Linked DNA regions of Homo sapiens: all the other regions are linked to region 4. The links are chromatin loops, found by intact Hi-C in ENCODE. Cell type or tissue: adrenal gland. All regions are shown on one strand. Region 1 has its middle 2.9 kb from the start of MYL3. Region 2 overlaps NBEAL2 (neurobeachin like 2). Region 3 overlaps PTH1R (parathyroid hormone 1 receptor). Region 4 overlaps TMIE (transmembrane inner ear). Region 5 has its middle 32 kb from the start of PTH1R.

Region 1 (5,000 bases), 160 kb before region 4:
TAGCTGCTGAGAGTGGGGCTGAGGTCCCCCAGTCCAGGCCCCTGAGAAGTCAGGGCCATGCCCTTCTTCCAGAATGGACCAAGCCTGGCCAATGCTGTCCCCATCCTGTCCCCCATGAGGCTTGGGTCCCTAGAGGCTTCTGCCTGCCCACCCCTCCCTCATGCTGAATTGGGCTCCCAAATATAGCGGCCGTGGCCACAGCCGGCCAGGACACCACAGCCCTAAGCGTCAGTCCTGGGCCGGGATCAGAGGGGCAGGAGCTGATTATAGGTCCCTGGGCCAAAACCAGGGTTTGCCTGCCAGCCCGCTGGGCCCTGCCACCCCCACCCCTAGAACCACAAGGTTGGAGCATCTGGTCCCCGTCAGCACAGTGGGCAGAGGGAGGGGCCTGAGGGTTGTGTTTGGCCTGCTCGAGGACAGAGTTGTCTGTGTGTGGTGTGGGGGTAGTGAGGATGGGCTGGGACTCAGGGGCAGAGACTGTCCTCTGAACCTGGAATCACAGTGCCCCACCCATGGCCATGGTACAGGTGGGGAAACTGAGGCCAAGAGGAGCAGGGACCAGCCCGGGTCACAGGAGCATAGGGAGTCTACTGCCTTCCCCTTGGGTACTCTTTTCCATCTCTCAAGGCCCGGGGTTGTGCCTCTGGGAGGTGGGCCCCATCCTGTTAGTGGCAGAGCGGCTTTGCTGGGAAGTCCTCCTAGGAGTCAGACTTTCATCTGAGGCTCCAGGGCCATGGGATGGTGTAGAAATTTATCTCCTTCTGCTGGTCCTTGTACCTGCCTCGTGCCATCTCTAGTCAGAATTGCTGGGCAGCTCTTGCCTCCTTGGGGCCACGGTCTCCCCATCTGTGCAACTGGACAGGGACCTAGGGGCCCCGCGTGGGGTCTGTGTTCATGGGTGTCCAGTGTGTAGCGGTGGGTTCACATCTATGTGGACACACAAGTGGGCCCTGGTAAGTGAGCTGCAGCCTACGGGCCTGCCCACACCAGGACAGGGTCCCCAGGACCTGCTGCGCGGCAACATTTGACCTACTTCTAAGGCTCTGGGTCTGGCCCAGGCCGTGTTCTCGACTCCTCCGGGAAGTGTGGGCCTGCGTCCCAGCCCAGAGGCTGTGGGCCAGGAGGGGCGGGACCGGCAGGCCAGGGCGGGCCATGGCTGCCTGCGGAGACTGCGGCCCAGGGGACAAGGGCACGTGGGGAGCCCGACCCTGTTTCCCTGCCTCTGGCTCTTAGGCCCAGGGGACAGCTGGCCCTTACCTCCTTCTGCCCACCCTCCACGTGGCAACCATAGTCTGAGCTCCCCAAATTGGCTCTGACAGGATGATGGACATTCTTCATGCCCTTCTGAACGCTACCAGGGAGGTCTGCCAAGCAGCTACCCCCGCTGTTGCCAAGAGTGTGACCCCCCGGTGCCCCTTCCCACTGGCCTTGTCCACACAGGGCCACGCTGATCTGGAAATCCGTCAGCCCTTGTCCTGGGTCCTGGGTCTGGGGTTTGGGTTTGCAGTCCTGGAAGTCTGGGTTTAGAGTCCTGGGGCTTGAGTCCTGGATCTGGGGTCTGGGTTTAGAATCCTGGTTCCTGTGTCTGGGGTCTGGGGTCCGGAGTCTGGGTTGAAGGTCCGGGTTTACCATCCTGGGTCTTGGAGTCTTTGGTCAGGGTTTGGGTGCCAGGATCTGGGTCTAGGTCTCCACAGTGGGGTCTAGTCCTGGAATCTGGGTTCTGGGTTCTGAGTTTGGCACTCAAATTGTGAGACCTGAGTCTGGGGTCTGAGCTTGGGGTTCCGGTTTCCTGATCTGGGGTCTGGGTTGGGATTCTGGGTTCTGGGGTTTGAGTTCAGGAACCAAAGGTCGGTTCCCATCCCTTCTGCGCCCCCTGCTGGCTGATCGTGGTCCAGTCACTGCCTGTACCACAGGGGTCACCCTCACCTCTTTAGTCTGTGAAGAGCACGCCTGAATTGGGGTGGGCATGGGGAAGTGGTGGGTGGGCTTGGAGGCAGCTGCTGGCCGCACTACTGTCCCAGAGTGCCCTCTGCACCGCCAGAGCTCCTGTCAGTCAGTTGGCAAATCTCCCCATCTCTCCGGGCCCACTCCAGGACAGGGTTTAGCAAGGGGTTCCAGTACCTCTGTGAGAGGTGGGTAAACTGAGATATTTGGAACATTTGTTCATCCAGCATTTATTGAATGCCTGTGGTGTACCAGGTCCTGGGAAAATGTAGCTGTGGAAGAGCAGAACATTCCTCCCTCCTGTGATGGCTGACATTCATAGGAAGGCGGACACACGGAAGACGCCAGGTAACAAGAGCCCAGAAGAAGGCCGGCGTGGCCGGGCTTTCCTGCCTTAGTCCACAGGCTCCTCAGAAGTCAGGGCCCATATCTTCCCCGCATTCTCCTTGGCTGGGGGAAGGGAGAGGTAAGTGGCTGCCTGAGAGGGCTCTGGGACATGGCGTGTGCCAGCCTGCAGCACACTGGGCTGCAGCTCAGACATCAGAGCTTTGGGAGCTGAAGCAGTAGGACCCAGACCCCCAGCCCTGGCTCTCCAGGCCCCCGAGGCCCTGCCCAGATCCTGCCTGCTAGGCTGACTCCTGAAGGGCACAAAGCTCAGGTTGGGATGTGGGAGAGAGAGGGAAGTGCCAGGCATGGTGTGGCCTGTTCTTACCGCCAACTGCTGCCCACCCTCCCTCCCTCCACCCCCAACTCCCTGCCCACCTTCCTGCCTCCTGTTCACCCCATGCCTTGCTCCTGGTCTCGGTGTGCCTGGGAGGGCTCTGGCTGGTCCTGAAGAGTGCCTACTGGGGGCTAGGCAGTTGTTATAGGTTTGAGGGTGGGCCTGTGGGTGAGTCCTGGGGCACTGTTGTTCCCAAGCCAGCAGGGACATGCCCAGAATCAGAGCTCAGGCAGTCACCATCCTGGCCCTAGCCTTCATCTGGGTCCTGATGAGGGAGTGAGGATGGCTCTGTGCACCCTGTCCCTGCTGCAGGACCACGTTTGCCCTGTGTGTGACAGGAGGGGCCCAAGCCACTGCCTTGACTCTGCCACACACAGGTGGAGGAAGGTGGCACTATGTGGCTCTGGCTGGCTGCATGAGCCTGCCCATCCCAGATCACAGACCTGGACACTGAGGCCCAGGATGCTCTTGTCACTGGCTTACCCCCATTTGGGCCAACGTTGGGTGGTTTCCAAGGGGTGGTAATTGTGTGAGGATGAAAGAAATGAGATGGGAGAGAGGGCCCTGTATATGTCCTCTGCTCTGGCCCTCTGCTTCCCTCATGATGAACACAAGGAAATTGGTCTTGTTGGCGGTGTCTGTGGGTGGCTGGGGCTCCCGTGTGACTTCCAGAGCCCGTTGTCCTGAGGGTCGGCAGGCCTGGGTGGTGGGGCCTCCCCGGGGCCCCTCTGTGTGGCCCTCTGGCTGTCTTCTCCTCTTGTGGTATTTCTGGCTCGTCTCCACTGACCATCCCCCCACCCCTTTCTTTCTCAATACTGTTGCCAAACATTTGGAAGAAAAGTGAAAAACTTGCCCCCCCGCCAGTCCCGGATGTTGTCAGATTTCCAGATGTGGGTGTTCTGCCCTCCAGATGAGAGGCAGAACGTGTTCCAGTCAGGAGCGGGCTGGCCCCAGCCCTGGACTGCTGTCCCTCCCTGTGAGGCGGAGTGACAGGATGAGAGGGACTGGGCCCAGTAGGAAGACAGCAGGGCGTGCCAGGTAGAGGCCCTGGGCCCCACAGCACCTCTCAGCCTCAGGCTTAGCCCCTTGCCACACCAGGGAAATCCCTGGCTTTGAAGTTTCTATCAAAGGCTCCAGGCACTTAAAAGTAACCAGGAGCACCTCCTTCCCACCCCCCAGGCACAGATGCTGGGCAAGGAACAGAGCCCAATGTGTTTACAAGATGTCCCCACTGTTGGCGTCCCCATGCGGGAAGAGCCTTGTGCCACCTCAGCCCTCCCACCTCCCCAAGTGGCAGTCCCGTCAGGCTGTACTCTGTCACTGTCATCTGCTGAAGGCTGGGCTTGGGATGGACCCTGGGGGCCGGGCACTGCAGGATGGGCACTGGGGGTGGGCACTGAGTGGTAGGAACAGGGAATGAGCATCACTGCACTGGGGCAGACCCTGCTTGGCAGCTTGGGGTTCCTCAGAGAGGCAGACCCTCTCAGAGCCCCTGCCAAAAGGGTCGGCAGAGGGCAACATGTGGCAGTGGAATAGCATTGGAGAGAGCTTTCTGGAAGAGGGCCAGTAGAGCCAAGCCTTGAATATGTCAGGCAGAGGGGGCGAGGGCACTCTGGGCAGAGGGTGCAGTGGGGAGCCAGGCCTGGGGTGTGTAGGGAAATGTGCATCCCTGGGGCCTGTAGAGAGGGGAAGTAGGAATCTAGGGGTGAAAGCTGAGAAACTGGTCCCTGGGCCAGCAGGGGCTGAAGAGGGAGGCTGCTGAACTGGCCTGGGGCGACTGCCCTAGAGGGAGCAGCATCCTTTCTCTTGCCCTTTGTGGGGGTTCCTGGAGACCCTTGGACCCATAGCCAGGGCTACAGCTGCCTGCCATGACCAGACACTCACATACAGACACATGTAAACACCCAGACATAAACACACAGAAGCAACACCCGCAGACACACTCACATAGACACATAGACACACCACGCACACATAAAGACCCAGACCCACAGAGACAAATGCAGACACCCGGGCCATCCCTTACATAGACACAGATACGGAGCACACATAGGCACGCACAGAGCCCCCCACCACGGAGGCACCCAGACAATACACACAGGTGTACACAGACCCCCCTCCACACAAACACAGACACAGAGAGACCCACAGACACATAGACACCCCGACACAGACACAGACAACACACACAGACACATGCTGACTTCCGCCTTCCCCCACATGGACACGGTCATAGACACAGACACAGACACAGGGGACTTTGGAGAGCTTAAGTTCAGAGGTGCCCTTAGATCATCCCAGTCCTTCTGGCCCCAACACAACACGTAGCATGTAC
Region 2 (5,000 bases), 300 kb before region 4:
CCCTGGGTAGCCTCACCTAAACTTTGTTGCCAAAAAGATTTGAAGCCAGTAGTCCCTACTATTAGAGTCAAAAGCTTATACCACAGCATCAGGAGCTGTCTGGCCTATTTTTCCATTTTCATCTACTTCTTCCCCTTTGCTTACCACTCTGGACACCTTGTCCTTCCTAGATGCACCCTGTTCTCATAACCTTCCAGACTTCTGCTCTTGCCAATCTCCCTTCTCCATCTGACATATTGGCAAGAATCTTCTACTCTGGGAAGACTTCTTGATCTCTTCCTTTTTGGGGTCCATTTGCACCTCCTGTCTACCACGGCACTAAATCCAATTTTTTTTATCCAATTATCCAGGGCACAGGAAGAAAGACCATGGCACTGTCTACCATGGCACTTGTGTCCTGTCTCCGCCACCAAGTCTGGACTGTGAGGGCACATTGATTCATGTGGTCCCCACAAGCATCTCTGTGCAAAGGAGGCCTTGTAAATTTTTGCAAAATAAAGCTGAACTGGAAAGGAAGTGTTGTTGCTTTCTTCTGCCTGGAAGCGACTTGTCCTTCCAATCTAGTGCAGTCAGGGCACACGGGGCAGAGACTCCAGAACCTGTGGCTGGACTTGGGTGTGACCTACCCACTTGGGGTACCTCCCAGCCTGCCCAGTGCCCATGATCTGGATCAACGGATGCTTACCCACATAGGCCAGGACTTTGCTGTGGCTAGAGTTGTGAATCATGGCTCTGTTAGTGGTTAATACTCCTGGGGCTGTTTCTTGGAGAAGACGTTAGAGAGTTTTAGGCAGCGCCCAGGCAGGGGAGCTGGGAGCTGCTTCTCTCAGTCCAAAAAGGGCTGTGTGCAGGAGGAATATGGGGGAAATCTCCAGGCCTGACGTTGGCAGTCCCTTGGGGTAGTCTGTCCCCCTTTTCTCACTTCAACCTGATTCATTCTAGGGCTGGACCAGTTTCCTCCTGTGTCAGATGGGGCGGAGGTGACAGAGCTGGTCCCAGCTGGCCAAAATTAGAAGGGTCAGATACAGCTCAGGATGGAAGACAGGTTGGAAACCACCCTGTCTCAAAGACGTTGCCAAACACCTGGTCTGAGTCCAGGGATGGTAGGGAGGATAGGGGAGACGTGCCTTCTAGCTCCATCTTGGCCAGAACCAGGCTGGAGAGATGTACTGGCCAGTGGGAGGCTCACCACCAGGCTTTTAAACTAGAGTTCAGGAACCCAACATCCTAAAGCCCCAAGGCAGGAGGACTTTCTGCAGTGACCATGCTCGCACTCTTTCCTCAAGGGTCAGTGTCCAGCCCTCTCCTGATCAGGAACTGGGTGGAATGCTACCCTGGTGGGTTCAGCGAGGGAATAGGGGATATGGGCCCAGAGACTCCCTAGTTGATCCTGCTTCATCCAGAAATTCAGAGAGGGCCTGAGACTCAAAGGATAGGACCGCTCAGTCCTACCTGGATCCTATAGGGCTGAATCTGCTGGGACCCACTTCCTGAGGTTTGGGGAAGAGAAGCTCCTCGTCTAGACTAAGGAGAGCTTGCCTGGAGAAGGAATGGAGGAGACATCCGGGAAGGCCCTCCAGCTCCCCAGTATCCACCACCACATATTGGGTACCGATCTATCCCACACCATGTGCCCATGTGTATGGCTAAATCAGCAACCCAGTGCTGTGGCCAAGTGGGTGCGACCTGGTAGCCCTTGCCACATATGGGTGTGTACCTTTGTGTCACTTACATTAAGGGGCCCTGCAGGATCCTGGATAGTGGATGGGCCTGTGACCAGGACGCAGCAGCAGACAGGCCTGGCTTCCGCCCAGCCTACTCTGAGCAGCGGGACTGGAACCCCTCCCGCCTCCCACCTGTCTCCAGGCCCACGAATACGCACACACAATGCAACCACCCCGCACACCCACACTACCCCTGACTTCTCACGCACACGCCGACACCAGCACATACAACACCCGCAGGATCGCGAGTCTGGAGATGGGGGACAGAGAGGCAGCCCCCGGCTCCCTCCGCTCAGCAAGGGCTCTGCCCCCAACTCCTCATGACCAGTGGCCGCCAGGATGGATCCACTCAGCAGGGCAGGACCGAGCCCTCCGGGAAGACAACGTGGACTCTCTGGGGTGGTTCTGGCCCCCCACCCCCAACCCCGAGACCACAGCGGCGCCACAGGGCGGCCCAAGAAGTAGGCAAGACAATGAGGTGGCAGGGCCGAGCTGGAGGGGCGCGGCCTCGGGTGTTGTCGCCCCTGCCCGGCGAAGGAATGCAAACGCGCCTGCGGGGCGCCTGGCCGGGTTGCGGTTGTGGACGAATGGCGTGCGAAGGCGACCCCATGAAGAGATCGTGGGGAAACCACAAGCCGGGGCGAGATGTGGGGCAGGGGCTACACTGCCGGGTAAACTGAGGCCCCAGTTCAGCGACGGCCACGCGGAGGGGGGGCGAGTGGGCCCAGAGGGGGTCACGGGCCAGGGGAACGCGAGCCAGGCCAGACTCAGACGGCGACCCTGGGACGGTGGCCATGGCAGGCCGAGACGCTGCGCGCGAACGCACACTCGGAGACGGAGCAGCTACAAAACTAGGCCTGGTTTATTGCCGAGAAGGGAGAACCGGGGCCGCCGTTAGGAATTAAGGCCACAGGCGGCCCTCGTGCTTTGACGAAACAGCGACTTGGAAGCCGGGGAACCCCGCCCCAGACTGTGCAAAAAGTGCTGCTGCGGCCGCAGACGCCAGTGCTGGCCCTCAGGGCGGCCCCTCAGCCGGCGAGGGGCGGGACTTCCGCCCGCCAATCCCTGAGGGGGTAACATCGCCCGCCAATCCCTGAGCTGGGCAGGGTGGGCCCCGCTCACCCCCCTGGGCTGCCCACCCCGGGGTGTTCCCGCCGACTTCTGGGCGGGGCCTCCCGGGCCAGGCCTGCCGGGGGCGGGGCCCGAGCAGCCGGACTGGCCAGGTTCAGCGCGCCTCAGTAGGGTTGTATTCCGTCTCTCCCGAGGACACCTGGGAGATGCGCCGCGAGGACCGCCACAGCTTCCGCGCGAACTGGCTGCTGCGCACCTGGTGGGCGTAAGGGTTGAGTAGGATCAGCTGGGATCGCCGCGCCACGCCCCGCCCCGTTCGAGGGGCCTCCCCACCCCCGCCCCATCCTCACCTCAGAGGGCTGCCCCGCGACCACCACGATGAGCTTGCCATCCTCCAGGCCCACCAGCACGTGGCTGCGCTCCTTGGTCACGGCCACGCTGCGGATGGCCACCTTCATGGGCAAGGGAGGCGCGGCCGGGAGCAGTCTGGAAGGGAGAGGGGATATACACCAACTTGCGACTGCAAGGGGGCTTTGCGACCAGCAGATATCCCTTATCCCATATACCCTCTCTGTCCTCATTTTAAGGATGGTTAAATTGAAATTCTTATACACAAAGAAATCTCCCACAACTGTGGCTAAGCGGAGGCCCAGGGCAAGACCTCCCCATGGGAAGATGAAGGGACAGGTAACAAACCTTGAAATATGTGCCCACAAACATGTATGGTGTGTGGGTTCCTAGGGCCTTTATCCTACACCAATGACCACCACCTTCAGGGGCCATGAACCCATAAATGGGGGGCTTACGTGTTTAGTTGGAGGATGTGCAGGGCGCACTGGGCGGTGCCCAGCAACACAAAGTCCTCTGTCACCGTCAGGGCTGTAGGCTGCTCTGCCAGGGGCAGTGAAGCCCGCAACTTCCCATTGACTGAATACAGGTGCAAGGAGTAGGTGACCTGGAGGAAGCAGGGAGTGTCAGCAAGGACAGGATCCCAACTGCCCCTCCATCTTTGCTGGGCACCCCTTCCCCATACCTGGGCCCCAGGACGTTCCCACGCTGAGCTCTGTACCACAATCTGGCCTTCGGACCCCAATGCCAGGTGGAAAATAGGTCCAGGGAATGTGGCACCCAGAGGCCGTAGTGCCGCTACAAACTGTCCGCGGCGTACAGTGTGTATGATCACAGTTCCATCCTGCAGGAAGGCAACTTAGGGTCCTGGGCAGGAGTCTGGGCTCCAGGGGGATTGCCCAGGAAACTCACCCTCCCCAGGGCACATGCATACACACACCTCAGATCCAGACACAGCCATGTCAAGTTCAGTGCTGATGGCCACACAGCTCACTGCAGCCCCATGCCCATACAGGACCTGCACAGGCTTTGGTGCCAGGCCTACTGACAGACCACCCTGTGGAGGACCAGGGTTGGCTTAGGACTGTCCCCTGAGGCTCAGGAAATGAAGGCCTTGTCCAAGACTAGAGGAGGACAGGACTGGAAGGCCACTGAGGGACGGATGGGCTGCAGGTCTGGGCTACGGGGGCCCCACAGAGCTGCCCACGAGGCACACCTGATGCAGGAGCCGCCACACCATGCACGTGGTGTCCCGGGAGCCTGAGATGAGGTAGATGCCACAGGTGTCCAGTGCAAGGCAGGTTACTACATCTGCATGGGAAGGGGAGGGTACAGGCAGAACGGAGGAGTCACATCCGCCCTGGCCAGCCTCAGAACCCGGCCCCATACCTGTGTGCCTCATTCTCCCCAGCTCCAAGGCTGTTCATACCAAGGTGGCAGCTGAGCTGGCTCAACAGCTTGCCACGGGGTAGTGCAGTCACCCGCAGGCTGCCATCCCAGTGGCCACCGCTGAATAGCAGCTTTCCATCCGGGGCCACTGCCAGTGCTTGTCCACTCACACCACTGCCTGGCACCCACGGGCCACTCAGCAGTCGCTGCGTCCTGACCCAGTGAGGGGGATAGCAAGTGAGGCCAGGCCACATGGAAGAGACCCAGGCCCTCAGGGAGCCTGGCCAGACCTTTCCCCTGCAGCTGGCCTACATTCTGATTAGGGAGGGGAATAATTCCGGGTGCAGGGCATTTGTAGCCCACCCCACCCACAGCCCTCTGTCCTACTTGTGGCTGCCCATGGTGGGGTCTTTGCTGAAGCTGAAGTAGTTGCTTATGTTGCGGTCATAGGGCAACCAGCTGTGGGTG
Region 3 (5,000 bases), 190 kb before region 4:
TTTTGTTTTTTTGAGACGGAGTTTCGCTTTTGTTGCTCAGGCTGGAGGGCAATGGCGTGATCTCAGCTCACTGCAACCTCCGCCTCCCAGGTTCAAGCGATTCTCCTGCCTCAGCCTCCCGAGTAGCTGGGATTACAGGCATGCGCCACCATGCCTGGCTAATTTTGTATTTTTAGTAGAGATGGGGTTTCTCCATGTTGGTCAGGCTGGTCTCAAACTCCTGACCTCAGGTGATCTGCCTGCCTCGGCCTCCCAAAGTGCTGGGATTACAGGCATGAGCCACTGCACCCGGCCCATCAGTGGTTGTTGGTTCCTGCAGGGACAGGTGTGCCCCAAGCAGGAAAATTCAGGCTTTGGAGCACTCTGGAGAAAATGTATTTCTGTGGGCTGTACCCACCTCATAGAATTTACTATGGCCTCTGCGATACAGGTACTGGCACTGGCCCCATTTTCCAGATGGGCTGACAGAGGCCAAGAGAGGTAGGCAACTTGCTGAGGTCATACAACACAGGGCCCTGTCCTCTTCAAGTGCTCAGCCCCAGGCCAGGCCTCTCGCCTTTCTCTCTGCTCTTGGAACCACCTTCCAGGTGTCTCTGAAGAAGGGCAAGTACCCAGACTAACTCTCCCTCAGCTGGGAGGCTCCCTGTGTGCCCCTTCCCCTGGGATCATGGACAGGAGGCAGGAGGTCTGGTTTCTAGTGCCAGCTGGACTCCAAGGAGCTGCTGACCTCACGCAGGTGTCCCAAGTCTTTCTATTTCCATTTCCTCATTGGGAAGTTGGGATTAACCACATTGGCCCATGCTTCTACCACCACTCAATGCCTGCCCTGAGTACCTGCTGTGAGACTCCCACGGCCACTGCTGGGGGAGATCGATTCCCCAAATCTAAGTGCTAATGGTGGGATTCAAAGTAGGGTGACATCCCACTTTGGAGCCCCAGCCTCACTGCAGGGAGGCTAAGTGACCTTGGAGGGTCCCCAGCCTCTGTATCTTCCACATTCCACTCCCAGCTTGCAGCCCCCTTCTCTCCCTCTGTAGGGCTCCAACCACAGGACTCTCCAGCCACCCTGGAAGGCTGCCTTGATGGCTGGACCCGCCCTGGCTTGGTGAAAGGCTCTCTGTCCTGGGCGCCATATTCCCAGCCCCACCCAGCCAGGCCCACAATTCCCTCTGGTCCCCAGGGAGCCACAGGGTGACCACAGCCTCCCAGATGTGGCCCATCTGGAATCTGCTGCCCACCCGGCCGGCTGAAACCGGCCCTGTGGCCAAAGCCTGGGCTCTGTCTGCCTTTCCTCATCTGCTTCCCTCCCTTCTCTTCTCCCCTCCTTGTCCCACTGCCTCTGGCCCCACCCTCTGCCACTGCCCTCCTCTCCTTCTCTATTTCTGTGGCCCTATCCACTATGTGTCCCCATGTACCTCCTCTGACACACTGAGCCCAGACTTCAGTGTGTGCCTCCTGGTCCCCTCTATCTCTGTGACTGTCTCTCCCTGCCTCTGTTGATCTCTGTCTCCATGCCTCTCCCCGTCTTTCTCTGTCACTATCTGTCTGTCTTTGTGTATCTCTCCCTGCCTCTCTGTCCCCCAGGGTTCTCTGTCATCTCTCTTTCTCTCCATGGGTGGGACCGTAGCCCTGGGTCCACTCTTGGTGTGGTGCTGGAGAGTTCTCTGTTCATCTCTTTCTGAGGCCTGAGCCATCTAGCTCCCCTTCCTTCCCACTACACTCTGTCTTCTCCCAGCCCCTTGCCTGGGGATGTGGCTGCAGCCTTTTACTTTCTATAAGAGCCAAGAAGCATGAGCTCACATCAGAGGGACAGTGCAATGGGGGTGGGTGGATCCAAGCCCATGCCAGCTGGATGCATGGAAGCAGAGACGTACCTCGGTACCTGCTGCCAGTGGGTGCCTCCTTGTCCTCCTCAGACTCAGGGTAGAGCTTCCCAGATGCCTTATCTTTCCTGGGCTTCCCTGATGTGGACGCAGATGTCCATCCCTTGTCTGATTCCATTATGCTGGCTGGAGAAACCAGGGTGGTAATGATGGCTGTCAGCTGTGCTACAACAGGAGACCCAGGGTACTCTTTGGCCTCAGACTCCCCCTTTGTACAATGGGGGGGTTGTCTCCTGCCCTGGTGACACCTAGGCTGTTGGGAGATCTGAGACGATGGGTGAGGAGGTGTTTAACAAAGTGTAAAGTGCTTGCCAGGTGAAGTAATAAGAGGAGGTGGAGATTGTCCCCCAGGGTTGGAATGGGAGTGCAGGATCAGCTAGTGGGGTGAGCACTAAACTGGGCAAGACAGAGCAGAGGTGGTATCCTCCCACCCAGGAGTCAGGAGTGGGTGGGGGCCAAGGCCACGCAGCAGTGAAGGCCCCACCAGGGGGCGCACGGTGAAAGCAGACAGAGTGGGTGATGTCAATGGACAGGTTACATAGCGAAAATTAAGTCTGGCCTGAGTGCTGTGCAGGTAAAGAAGCTGGTGGTGAGAAGACAAGAGCAAGGTGGTACAGTCAAGAGTGGACAGAGAAGACCACCCCATCCCCTGCCCTGGATCCTCAAGTATGTGGTTCACAGCTTCCACAGTGGCCGTTGAGATGCCTAATCTGAGATGGAGCCTGGCCTCTCTTCTCATTGGAGAGATGCTGGACGTTTTTTTTTTTTGTTTGTTTGTTTTTTTTGTTTTTTTTTTTGAGACAAGGTCTCCCTCTATCGCCCAGCCTGGAGTGCAGTGACATGATCACAAATTACTGCAGCCTCAAATTCCTGTGCTCAAGTGATCCTCCCACCTTAGCCTCCCCTATAGCTGGGACTACAGGTGTGCACCACCATACCTCGCTAATTTTTAAATTTTTTTTTTAGAGATGGGGTCTCACTATGTTGCCCAGGCTGGAGAGGTCTTTCTTCCTAGCCACAAAGTCTTCCTCATTTTCTGACTTGTATTCCTTCAGCCACCGCCCAAGCTAGGCCCCCCTGGTCCTTACATGTCGGGTCTGTGGCAATGATGGGAAGCTGAGTCCAAGCAGCCTGGACTGGGATGAGAATGACTGTGCTCATTTTCCTGCCTCCACCCTCGGGCCTCAGTGTGGGGATGTGGGTAGCAGGGTGGGGTACAGTAGGAAGCGAGAGGCTCCATGGTGGATGATGAGGGGCAAAGAGAGGCTCCTCCAGGCTTTCACAATTAAGAAGAGGGGCTGGGTTCAGGACCCAGAATGAGGGGGCCCATCTGACCCCCCAGATCTCGATGTGACTGGGAGCCACTGTTGGGGCTGGCATCGGTGGGGCTGTGACTGCAGAGACCATGTGAGTCTCTGTGAGTGTGAGCAAAATCTGTGTGCCACAGAGTGTGTTTGTCATTGTGTGCTTGTGTTCTGGGCGATCACCAGCCTCAACCCCTGCAGAACCCTAAGGGCTTGTCAGGGGAGGAAGCGGCTCCTCTCCTTCAGTCAGTTGGGGTCTGGGCCTCTTCAGTTGATGAGATTAACCCGACAGCTATCAGTCTGAGTGCTGGTTGTGGGCAACACAGGGACCTGAGCTCGAGACTTAGGACAAGCCATGGATGCCCGAGCCTGCTGACTCCACTCTTGCACCACGCACCCCACTTTGGTTCTCACTTTGGCCTGGCCCCCTTTACCTAAGTCCGCCCCCACAGAGAGCCTTCACCTGGCTCTGTATCCTGGGTCCCGCCCTTGACTGGCCCCTCCCTCACCTGACCTCATCCCCAGACCCTCTTCCTTTGACCCCCACCTGGCCTCTGCAGGACCTCCTTGAGCCGTTTTTCGCACTGGGCCTGAGCACGGTGCAGCAGGAAGATCTGTTCCTCTTTAGTCATGACGTCATCTGCATCCACCTGCCAAGCCGAAGGTCAGACCACAGGCAGGACTTTCCGGCGCAGCAGCAGGTCCCAGAGACATCCCAATTTCCCAGAGGGACTACCCCCTTTCAAAAGGCCCTGACTCTAGAGGGAAGGTGGGATTTCCCCTGCATGTGGGGAATCTGCTCTATGGAGCTCACACCTTACAGATGGGAAGCTGTGGCTCTGAGGGGTAGGGCCTGCCTGATCGAAGGGAAAAAGCAGGGGCTCTCTCCTGCCTGCCCGCCAGTAACCCTGTAGGCTGCAGTCACTGATATTCTCTGTCCAGTCCTTTCCCCAGGGGTACATGGGACTGGAATGGAATGTCCCAGGATGGATCCACACAGGATCCTGGCTGCCTGCTGGGGACATGAGTCGGGGGCAGGGGGTGGATAAGGAGTGGTGAACTGTGGGGAGACAAACCCAGCCTGGAGTCCTTCAAGTCCTGGCACCCTGGGGGGTCTTGGGAGTCACCAGTTTCCATCTTGGCCCAGCTCCCCAGTCAATGCTGTCCCCAGTGAACGGTGAGTGCCTCAATGCCTCCCCTCCTTACAATCCCAAGAGAGAGAAAGAGAGGATGGAGGAACTGTTGGCATGCGGCCTGGGTTGGGCTGGGCACTCTGGTGCTGGCTGGGGGTGGGAGTCCCTCTCATTCCACTGCTTATCTGGGAGCTCCCTCCATCCAGACTCGGAGTTCTGATGACACTCAGGCCCTCACTCCTGCTGTTCTCTGCCTGGAATGTCCTTTCCCTTCCCTCCAACCTGCACACCCTGGGCCCTGGCTGCCACCCACCGGGACTCACTGGCCTCATTATAAGAAAGGAAATGAAATATCATGCGGGTGGAGGCTCACCCAGAGCAGGTGGCTGCTGAGGGGTCTCAGCCTCTGTCCTCTGACTTGGGAGCAGCCTGGTGTGCCTAGCCCAGCCATTCCCGTGAATGTGACCCGCAGAGGTTAAGGCGGTCTCTGAAACCTCCCCAGGGCGGGGCTGTGAAGCCCTCAGCCCCATCCCTCTTAATTCAGGGTCGTGTTTCCTCAGACCCCTGGGCAGGGGTATGTCCCCTGAGACGACCCCCTCCATCCCTACCCCAGAAGGCTACGTCTCCTCAGCTCCGCGGCAGAGCTGCATCCTTCAGACGCGCCAAGGCGGGGCCGGGGC
Region 4 (5,000 bases):
CTCAAAGCCTTTGCTGTTGGGAACAGGACTGGACTAGAGTGAATGAATTGGGGAGCCAATAGCATCCAGGCATACACTTGGAGGAGGGTGCTGCACAAGGGCCCCAGCTATAGATCCGACTGTCCAGGGGTGGACCTGAGCAGACAGCAGGCCTTATCCAAGAAGCTGGGTCCTGGATTTCTCCAGAACCTGTGTTCATGCCTGAGACTCGAAGTTGGTACCCAATCCTAACCCTCCCGGCTTAGGCCACCTCTTCTAGCCACCCCACCAGGAACCTCCTTGGGACTATGCCCACTCAGGCTCCATGCAGGCTGGTCCCAGGCCCCGGGAGGCTGGGGCTTCCTAAGGAGCTCAGTGGGCCACTGACGGCAGCCAGAGCCGGGCTCAAACACCACCCCTCACTTCAGGCCTGCCCCGCACAGCCTGGCCTGTTTGCTTCTCTTCAAAGAAGGGGAGATGCAAAGAGCTTTGGGTCAAGTTCCAGGGCCCAGGCAGGGGCTTGGGATATAAGTCCCTGGGGCTGGAGGAGACCTCCAGGGGCACCCCATCTAGCCCCAGCCCCTTTTCCTGCAGGGCTTTGGGGGTGATGCTCCAATAACAGCCCAGGCAGACTGGGAAGCAGGAAAAATGTTTCCCCCCAGGAGAGGGAGCTGTGTTGCCCCCACTGCCTAGATCCGGCAATGGAAGGTAACAAGTGCTGCCTGCTGCTCAGGTGTCTTGGGACTATCCTTTACCCTTTCTAGGAAATGGGGTTAGAGATGGTCTGTGTGGTTGATGTCCAAGTGCCGCTTGGGGTCTGACACTGCAATTTTCTCATGTGGCCCCAGGCACCTTTGTTGTGTCTTGAGGCCCACAGTGCTCTCCCTGCTGCTCCGTAGACCTGCATCCTAGGCTGTGCCTGTGGCTCCTGTAGGGCAGATGACCCCCGAGCCCTGCAGCGGGCTGTTTCCCTCTCTGGACACCTGGCTGAGGCTGCAGGCACACCTATCTGTCTGTGGGGCCTCCACAAAGATGCCTGACTGGTTCTCAGCCTCGGCTGGGAACAAAGCACAGGCTCTTGCTCAGATGGGGGGCGGGGATTTTCTGCAGGGCAGATATTTTCTCTTGGGACAGCACTTCTGGTGCCAGGAGAAGCACGTGCAAATCAGATGTCACGTCTTCCTTGGAGCCCCTCACATCTGGGTGGGCTCTCTGTGGGCCACCCAGCTCTCTGGGGCACCTCATCCCGGGACAGCTCCGGCTGGGACGAAGTGCAGCTTTTGCCTCCCCACCCAGGGTGCACTCAGCAAATGTCCAGTTGGGTTCATCTGAGACCCTGCGTGAGGCTGCATTTCCTCCAGCCTCTGCTCACATCCCCTCTCCCGGAATGCCTTTCCAGCCTTCCCTCCTGCAAAACCCCACCTACCCTCCCACCGGTCTGCAGCTCAGAGGACCCTCCTCCTCAGAGGACCCTCCTCTGTGATGCCTTTGCAGGGGAGTGGGCTGCTTCTCCCTTTACCTCCTACATTCCCCCCCACTCTGCTTTTGCCTCGTGGGAACCTCTGTCAGACTGCTTTGTGCCATGGCAGCCTCCCCACTTGGCCTCTGTCTCCTGTGCCTTTCTGTCCCCTTCCCCAACTCCAGACCTCCATTCTGAGGGGAGGGCTAAGGGGAGCCGGCCAAGCCCATTTCTGCTGCGACTTTGCATCAAGAAGCTCCCAGAGCCCAGGAGAGGAATGGGTTTCCTGCTTTTAATTGAGGCGGGTGTGAGTCACTCCCGGAAAATGGTATTTGACAAGGCAGGGATTGAAGCCTGGGAGCCACATCTGCTGGGTGTCTGGGGAGCCTCTAGTGGAGGATGGCCTTGCTGGGGCCCCTGGGTGTGGGCCTTTAAGCTGGCCAAACTGCAGGAAAAGCATCAGGAGGCCAGCCATAGGGAAAAATGACACGTCCTCGTCCCAGTCCTTGGTTCAGTGGAGTTCCCTGTAATTACCATAATTGCCATGTGGCTACCTCCCTGGGTCCTGCAGAATACTTCAGGTCACCACCGGCCTGTCAGCCCTCCACGGGGAGTTTGTGTGGATCAGGAGGTGCCAGAAACCACCGCGGGTCTCCTGCGGGTGCCTGGCCTACTTGCACTGCCCGGAATTGCTGCTCTGAGCCCTCTGGGGGGCAGGGGGTGCTGTGTTCCCACTGCAGTGTGGTGGAGAGGGAAGGGAACAGCTACTCACTGATGGACAACACGAAGAGCGAAAAGATGCCCACCACGTGCCACAGGCGCATGTCCCAGAACACCACTGTCTCCTTGGTCAGCGGAGGCGGCTTGGGCTTGGGTGGGGCCGTGCTGGGCTGTGGGTCAGGAGAGAGGGGAGTGAGTTAGGCAGAGGCCAGCTGGCTGGAACCAGCTGAGAAGGGCCCAGGTCTCAGCAAACACTCAGCCCAAGCATATCAGAATCTCCTAGAATCAACTCTCTTAAGCATGCACTACCAACACCCTAGACCTTGGAAAGTTCCAGATTTAGAGCAAGAGAACTGAGCAGAGCCAGGTACTTGAAGTGGGAGGGTGGTTGATGCTTGGGGAAACCAAGGCCTGGAGGAGCAAATGTGGATGGCTTGTCCTGGCCAGGTTCAAGGCCCCTATGAACACACCCTCCTACTCCAGTCCTGGGCTCCACCCAGGCAGATGGGGTCTCAGGACCAAGGCCAGAGACAAGGCGAGGCCTGGGGGGTGCTGGCTAACTGGCTTTGCTCTCACATCTCCCCAGTGAGGGTGGGGTGTGGAGCTAGGAGTCTGGGCCACATAGTTCTGCCAGCTGGCCTGGACCCCTGCCAGGTGGCCTCCTTTGGTCGCCTACCCTACTAGGAGTCACTCTGAACAGAAGACTCTCCCAGAGTGTCCACAGGACAGGCACTGGATAAATAAAAGGTCTGCAGTGCTGTGGCGACACCTGGAGGCCAAAAGGCAGAAGTGCGGCTGTAGCAAGCCTGAATAGAGCACAGCCAGACACTCCCACTTTCCAGGTGGACATGACCCTGCCCTGGGGGACTGAGGGGATAGGACACTGCCCCAGGGTCTAGAGGACACAGTCCTGCCCCAGTTCTGAGAGGACATGGCCTCATCCTGGATATCTAAGGGACATGGCCCAGCCCCAGGTCTGAGAGGACACAGCCCTTCTCCTGGGTGTCTAGGGGACATAGTTCTGCCCAGGTCTGAGGGGAGACAACCCTGCTCCTGGCTGTCTAGGGACATGACCCTGGCCCTGGGTGTCTAGGGGACATGGTCCACCCTGGGTGTCTAGGGGACATGGTCCACCCTGGGTGTCTAGGGGACATGCTTCACCCTGGGTGTCTAGGGACATGACCCTGGCCCTGGGTGTCTAGGGGACATGGTCCTGCCCTGGGTGTCTAGGGGACATGGTCCACCCTGGGTGTCTAGTGGACGTGCTTCACCCTGGGTGTCTAGGGACATGACCCTGGCCCTGGGTGTCTAGGGGACATGGTCCACCCTGGGTGTCTAGGGGACATGGTCCACCCTGGGTGTCTAGGGACATGATCCTGCCCTGGGCGTCTAGGGGACATGGTCCTGCCCTGGGCGTCTAGGGGACACGGTCCTGCCCTGGGCGTCTAGGGGACACGGTCCTGCCCTGGGCATCTAGGGACATGGTCCTGCCCTGGGTGTCTAGGGGACATGGTCCTGCCCTGGGTGTCTAGGCGACATGGTCCACCCTGGGTCTCTAGGGGACATAGTCCACCCTGAGTGTCTAGGGACATGGTCCACCTTGGGTGTCTAGGGGACATGTTCCTGCCCTGGGTGTCTAGGGACATGGTCCTGCCCTGGGTGTCTAGGGACATGGTCCTGCCCTGGGTGTCTAGGGGACATGGTCCACCCTGGGTGTCTAGGGACATGGTCCGCCCTGGGTGTCTAGGGGATATGCTTCACCCTGGGTGTCTAGGGACATGGTCCACCCTGGGTGTCTAGGGGACACGGTCCTGCCCTGGGTGTCTAGAGGACACAGCTCTACCCTGGGTGTCTAGGGGACACAGTCCTGCCTAGGTCTGAAGGGACATGGACCCACACTGTAGAATTTGAGTAAGATCTGTCCCTGACCAGAGATGGATATGACCCCATGTCTGTCACTTAGTGTGGCTGAGGGACAGGGAGAGGGGTCTGTCCTCTGAGGGAGAGAGAACCCTGGGGCATATGAGCGAGATGTTGTGCACTGATTACTAAATAAGGACAGACACGAGAAGTCCCTTCTGGTTCTCTGAGAAGAAAGGCAACCTGTAGTTCGACCATCCAGCCCTTCTTCCCCCAGGTCCGTAAACATGGATTAGGCATCTGTCATGAGCCAGGCGCTTCTTCATCTAGTGAATGCCACCCTTCAGCGTGGGTTGCAGAACTCAAGAGAGGATCAGCAACCTGTCCCAGGTAACCCAGAGGATCTGTGGGCTGGGATTGGTACCTGATTCTCAGGCTCTTTTCTCCCTGCCAGGGTGAGCTATTGACAAGAAGACACCATTCCTCAGTACTTTCCCCTGGATATATGTGTGGGGTCAGACATGTACATAAAGTTGGGGAACATGTGTGAGGTTGGGCACATGTGTGGTTGGCATGCATGTGGGTGTGGTCAGGGACATGTCTGTGCCATTAGGGTTAGGGCCCTGATGGTGGCAGCTGCCCTAATTCTAAGGCTCAATGTGTTGGCCCGGCTGGTTGTATGACTGGAAGACTCTGAGGGCCATGGCAAAGTTCTCAGGTTCTGAGCCAAGGCAGCTCACTTCCTACACATTCTTGCCCCAGCCCTGATGTGGGTGGAGCTGGGCCTACTCTTACTGATAGGGGTCTTGGGTGGACGGCAGCAGATGACAGCTGGTCTTCTCCTCATGTTGGGCCCTGCTGGGGTCTGATTTCTGGAGCATGGAGGTCCCCACCTCCTTCAGAGCCTCACGGGCTGATGGAGGGTGATGGTGACCCACACAGGGCTAAGGTGGGTGGTGACATGGCCCCCAGCCCTGCCCAT
Region 5 (5,000 bases), 200 kb before region 4:
GTGGGAATGTATAATGGAACACCCACTCTGGAAAATAGTTTGTCCATTTCTTTAAAAACTTTACGTACACTTATCATATAGCCCAGTAGTCATGCTCCTGGGCATTTATCCCAGAGAAATAAAAACGAATGTTTACACAAAAATGCATATACAGATGTTCATAGCAGCTTTATTTGTAGGTTGCCAAAGGCTAGGGAAAAGGTCTTGTCAATAGGGGACAGGTTAAGCTCGGGTTCATCCGTACCATGGAATGCAACTCAGCAATAAAACAGGACCAAGGACTGACACCTGCCACAGCTTGGATGGATCTCAAGGGCATTATGGTGAGTGAAAACAGTAGGTATCAAATGGTCACATACTGTATGGTTCCACTTCTGTAACATTCTGACAGTGACAGAATTATAGAGATGGGGAACAGATTAGTGGTTGCCAGGGGTTAGCGATGGTGGGGACAGGTGACTCTAAAGGGGGTGGCTCCAAGGAGATCTCTGGAATGGTTGTGATGGAATACCTCTGTGTATCTTGATTGTGGTGGTGGTTACCTGTATCTATGCACCCGATGAAATGGAATAGAACTATACACACTGCACCAATGTCAGATTCCTGGTTTCGATATTGTACTGCAGCTATGGAAAATGTAACCAGGTGGAAACTGGGTGAATGTTACACAGGACTTCTCTGTACTTTTAAACTTCCTATCGGCTGGGTGCAGTGGCTCATGCCTGTAATCCCAGCAATTTACGAGGCTGAGGTGGGCGGATCACCTGAGGTCGGAAGTTCAAGACCAGCCCGGCCCACATGGTGAAACCCCATCTCTACTAAAAAAAACAAAAATTAGCTGGACATGGTGGCGCACGCCTGTAATCCCAGCTAGTTGGGAGGCTGAGGCCCGAGAATCACTTTAATCCTGATGGCAGAGGTTGCAGTGAGCCGAGATCGTGCCCCTGCACTCCAGCCTGGGCAACAGAGTAAGACTCTGTATAAAAACAAAAACAAAAACAAAAACAAAAACAAAACTTCCTATGAATCCGTATTTCAAAATAAAAAGGTTTAAAAAATACAGGTGGTGAGCAAAGAAACTGGTAAAACATGTTACTAAAATGTGTGTTTCTTTAAAGTATGCTTTCTCCATTTAAAACAAACATTCTGGGGTGTGGACTACAGTCTTCATCCAGGTGAGGATAGTTCAGAGTTAGTCTCAGTGATTCATAGTCCCCTGAAAATTTGGTAAAGAAAAAAAAAGTCTCAGCCCTAGCCTTGGTTGGAGGGCTAGGTGGGGAGGGTGCCCTGAGGCCCTGGCAGCCCCTTTGTCGTAAGCCCTTCAGGCTTAAGATGGGCCAGCGAGGGCCAGGGGCCAGTGTCCAGCACTGTGGATGGAGCCCTGGTGTGCCTGCCACTGCCTGGTCCATCACTGCCCAGGCACTTCTCCAGGACAGCCCTGACCAACCTCGCAGTGTTCAGGTCCCTTCATCTTGGGGTTCTCTAGGACACCCAGCCTCTTCATCTTGGGAGAGGTGTCAGGCCTGGGATATTTTCCACAGCAGCACGGATGCTCCTTCCCTAGAAGAGGACAGGAGACCAGAGACCCAGGCGCAGGGCCTCTCGGTTCTGACTCTTGCTGGGGAGGCAGCAAGAGGGCTGGGAGGAAGTCCCACCTGGGCTTGCAGAGTCAGGGACCAGGCAGGTCACCAGCCAGGACAGGGCCTTGTAACCACAGTGAGGAACTATGGGCTTGGGATCAGAGATAGGCACAACCCCTGAAGTCACAAGGGAAAACTACTGTCCAGCCTCAAGCCCAAGCCCCTCACTGCCTTGGAGGCTTCAACATGTGAGATGCCCGCTCACCTTCAGGCGGCCTCTCCATGGGGCTCTGAGCTGGGCCCAGGGCTTGCTACAGCGCTGCCCACCCCCAGGAGCCTGGGGAGTGGGCCATTAGTGTAGCATGCTTCCCGAGGACCCATGTCATGCTGGGCACTGTATCCGGGGATGCAGCTGTGACTGACGATGGTTCTGCCTTCGAGGAGCTGACCTTCCAGGTGGTCTCCAGATCTGTGCTGGGATCCAAGCCCCTTCCCTCAGACCAGTTGAAAGGCCTTGCTTCCCCATAACTGTCTGGCTGGGAACCACGTGGGGCCCTCAGAGTCCACTCAGACGCGGATGAGCAACTCCATGCAGCTGTTGACTTTTATTTCCCCATGTCCTCCCATGGCCACTGGGGGGCAGCAGGAGATCCCCGATGGGGTCCCTGACAGGGCGCGTTGGTCCAAACAGCTCCTGCCAGCAGCGGGTCTTCTGTAAAGCAGGTCACCCCACCGCATGACGCACGCCTATCCTTTCCTGTGGGGTTTATGTCATTTGTAAGTGACTGCTCATCAGAGACGATCCAGAGAGTGGGGTCCAGTCAGCCTGAGACCCAGAACAGCAGGGGCCGTGTCCTGGCAGATGAGGTTCCAAGGCACTGCCGGGTGTGTGAGGTCCGGGTGGGGTATCGAGTGCCCGCCCAGCCCTGCCAGGTCAGCACAGCCTCTCCCCTCCTTGAACTGTGGGTGCGTCTGCATGTGCAGAGGGTGTGTGTGGGCAGAATGCCTGTAGCCTGGCTGGGAAAGGGCACCCCTGGAGGGTCAGGTCCTCTTGGCCCCTGGGCCAGGCCTGAGCTGGCATCCCCTGAATCTCCTGAACATCTGCTGCTCGGAGCCAAGGAAGCTCTCAAGATGCCCAGTGTTGACCCAGGGACCATCCATCCAGGTGGTGGGGGCATGCATGGGTAGCAGTGGGCACCCCACAGAGTGAGGGGGTGCTGTCGCATGCTGGAGCTCCTTTCTCCCTGGGCTCAGGCCTGCCCCCAGGGGCTCTGGCAGCTGTGGGCTGGGCAGGGGTGTCTGGGCTGAGTTTCCCAGCCAGCCTGCCCCTTCTGTATCTATTTACTGGTTTTCTTTAAATGTTCCCATTACTCAGGACTCCAGTGGGCACTGAGACAGAAATAAATCCCGCAAGGCGGCCCAGCCAGAAGCCGGGAATCCAATTCCCCCTCAAAGACCGGAAGAGGCCCCTGGGCAGAGCATGCCAGTCCGCTGTGGCCCACACACTCCACACAGCCACAAATATGGCCACTCCCCTGCACACACACGTGCACATCCATGCCTTTACACACGTGTTCCCCCACGCAGACTCTTCACACACGCACGCGCACATGCAGGCATTCACACGCACCGCACACACTCAGGTTTGCCTCATACACAGAGTTGCTTTGCACATGCACACACACATTCACACACATGCACACACACCCCACTCATGCACGTATTCCCTGACAGCCAGGCTCACACGTAGTTGTGACCACACACTGGGTTCACAAACTCAGCCATCCTCAAGACACTGCTGGGCGAGACAAGTGGGCGAGGCTATGGAGGGTGCACGGAGGAGGGCAGCCCTGCACAGTTCGGGAGGAGCGTGGCCTCAGGGGAACGCAGGCCCAGGGCTGCCAGGGCTTCTGAATTTTTAAGAGAAGTTGGAAAGCTGAATTTTTATGTGAAATATCCTGATTTTTAAATGTTGGCTCAGGATGTTGAAAATACTGTAGGTGCCAAACCAAACATGTCTATGAGCCAAATTCCACCCACAGGCGGCGTTCTTAGACCACGAGTCCACACACACACAAATAGACACACACACACAGAGACATACACACATAAACACACAGACACATACAAATAGACACACATACACACGTAGAGACATACACAAATAGACACACACAGAGAGACATACACAAATACACAGACACACACAAATAGACACACACAGAGACATACACACAAATAGACACATACAAATAGACACACACAAATACACATAGACAACAAATACACATGCAAATAGACATACACACACATAAATACACACACAGACATACACAAATAGACATATACAGACACACATATTTACACAAATACACAAATACACATACACAGACATACACAATACATATAAATACACACAGATAGACATACGTACACCAGCACAGAAACATAGACACATACACACACACACATACACATAACAGACAGATATACAAATAGACACAGATACACACACACAAATAGACACACATACAGAAATACACAAATAGACATACAAATGCACACACACACACAAATACACACATAGACACACTGGTACACAAACCTACAACCACACACGCATAGACATGCCAGAAGACACAGACACATACAAATGGACATACAGGCATATCCAGACACACACACATAGAAACACACATGGCCACACACACACACACACACACACAGGTACACAAGCACAGACACACATAGATAGGCACATGGACACTCGTGTACACAAACACAAAGAAATACACAAGCAGCACGCGCATACAAACGCTCGCACATGGAGAATGACACCCAACACGCCCCACTGTCTTGCTGATGTATGGATATGAGTTTGTTGTGGACAGGTTGTCTGACTGTGGCCTCCGGGCAAGCGCCAGTGTCCGGGCCATGCCAAGGCTGCTCCTGCCCTGCCTGTTAAAAACGCTGGAGCAAGAAGAATCCACCCTCACCTGGCCTCCATTGCCTGCATGCCCGTGGCACTGAAGAGGGAAGGAGCCGGTCATACACACAAGTACACAGACACATACAAATAGACACACACAAATACACATAGACAACAAATACACATGCAAATAGACATACACACAGACACACACATATAAATACACACACAGACATACACAAATAGACATATTTGAGGCTAAGGGGGAGGTCCTTAGGCTGTCACGCCTGCCTGAGGGAAGGATAGGGGTCCTGTCCCTATCCTTGTTGAGGAGCGAGGTAGGATCCTGAGTCCACTCAGGTCATGAAGCCTGAGCAGGGGCTTGACCTGTGAAGAGAAGTTGAGGCTCAGAGAGGGAAGGTGGCTTGCCCAGAGCCACACAGCACACACCTGGAGCCAGCCAGGGCTCAGGCCCCTGCCTAGCTCTGGAG

Evidence for each region. Peaks named below come from ENCODE experiments on the same cell type or tissue, not always from the same donor. Only the 100,000 strongest peaks of a DNase experiment are listed, where the experiment ranks them.
Region 1: it touches region 4 in a loop (2.7-fold over the local background); 24 of 110 quality-filtered maps call a loop at or near these places.
Region 2: a loop joins it to region 4, with 3 times the contacts of the local background. A loop is called at or near these places in 53 of 110 quality-filtered maps.
Region 3: it touches region 4 in a loop (6-fold over the local background); 106 of 110 quality-filtered maps call a loop at or near these places.
Region 5: a loop joins it to region 4, with 5 times the contacts of the local background. A loop is called at or near these places in 108 of 110 quality-filtered maps.

Annotation. Positions count from the first base shown.
Region 1 is chr3:46,863,800-46,868,799 of GRCh38, reverse strand. It overlaps a transcript of MYL3 not described here. Among named protein-coding and RNA genes, the nearest start is that of MYL3, 2.9 kb to the right of the region's middle. In adrenal gland, CTCF peaks have their summits at 1,692 and 1,891 (motif pointing left); DNase peaks (open chromatin) are centred at 1,097 and 1,859; H3K27ac peaks cover 4,097 bases.
Region 2 is chr3:47,007,270-47,012,269 of GRCh38, reverse strand. NBEAL2 (neurobeachin like 2) reads right to left here. Exons shown (of 54, transcript NM_015175.3): 47 at 4,920-5,000; 48 at 4,573-4,745; 49 at 4,360-4,454; 50 at 4,084-4,200; 51 at 3,829-3,987; 52 at 3,602-3,750; 53 at 3,146-3,281; 54 at 2,569-3,051. The coding sequence ends at 2,950. It also overlaps the pseudogene NRADDP. Among named protein-coding and RNA genes, the nearest start is that of NBEAL2, 30 kb to the right of the region's middle. RefSeq lists enhancers at 1,417-2,213, 2,214-3,011 and a silencer at 2,641-3,150. In adrenal gland, no CTCF peak of the experiment used is centred here; a DNase peak (open chromatin) is centred at 2,739; H3K4me3 peaks cover 1,518 bases; H3K27ac peaks cover 1,611 bases.
Region 3 is chr3:46,892,744-46,897,743 of GRCh38, reverse strand. It overlaps PTH1R (parathyroid hormone 1 receptor), which reads right to left. Exons shown (of 16, transcript NM_000316.3): 4 at 3,735-3,837; 5 at 1,875-2,009. Among named protein-coding and RNA genes, the nearest start is that of PTH1R, 18 kb to the right of the region's middle. In adrenal gland, CTCF peaks have their summits at 2,150 and 2,365 (motif pointing right); a DNase peak (open chromatin) is centred at 2,373; H3K4me3 peaks cover 439 bases; H3K27ac peaks cover 1,573 bases.
Region 4 is chr3:46,703,118-46,708,117 of GRCh38, reverse strand. TMIE (transmembrane inner ear) reads right to left here. Exons shown (of 4, transcript NM_147196.3): 2 at 2,211-2,328. Among named protein-coding and RNA genes, the nearest start is that of TMIE, 4.2 kb to the right of the region's middle. RefSeq lists an enhancer at 948-1,705. In adrenal gland, a CTCF peak has its summit at 2,932 (motif pointing left); DNase peaks (open chromatin) are centred at 2,917, 4,017 and 4,367.
Region 5 is chr3:46,906,939-46,911,938 of GRCh38, reverse strand. No RefSeq gene overlaps it. Among named protein-coding and RNA genes, the nearest start is that of PTH1R, 32 kb to the right of the region's middle. RefSeq lists enhancers at 2,026-2,320, 2,305-2,880. In adrenal gland, CTCF peaks have their summits at 2,023, 2,226 (motif pointing right) and 3,638; a DNase peak (open chromatin) is centred at 2,318; H3K27ac peaks cover 2,115 bases.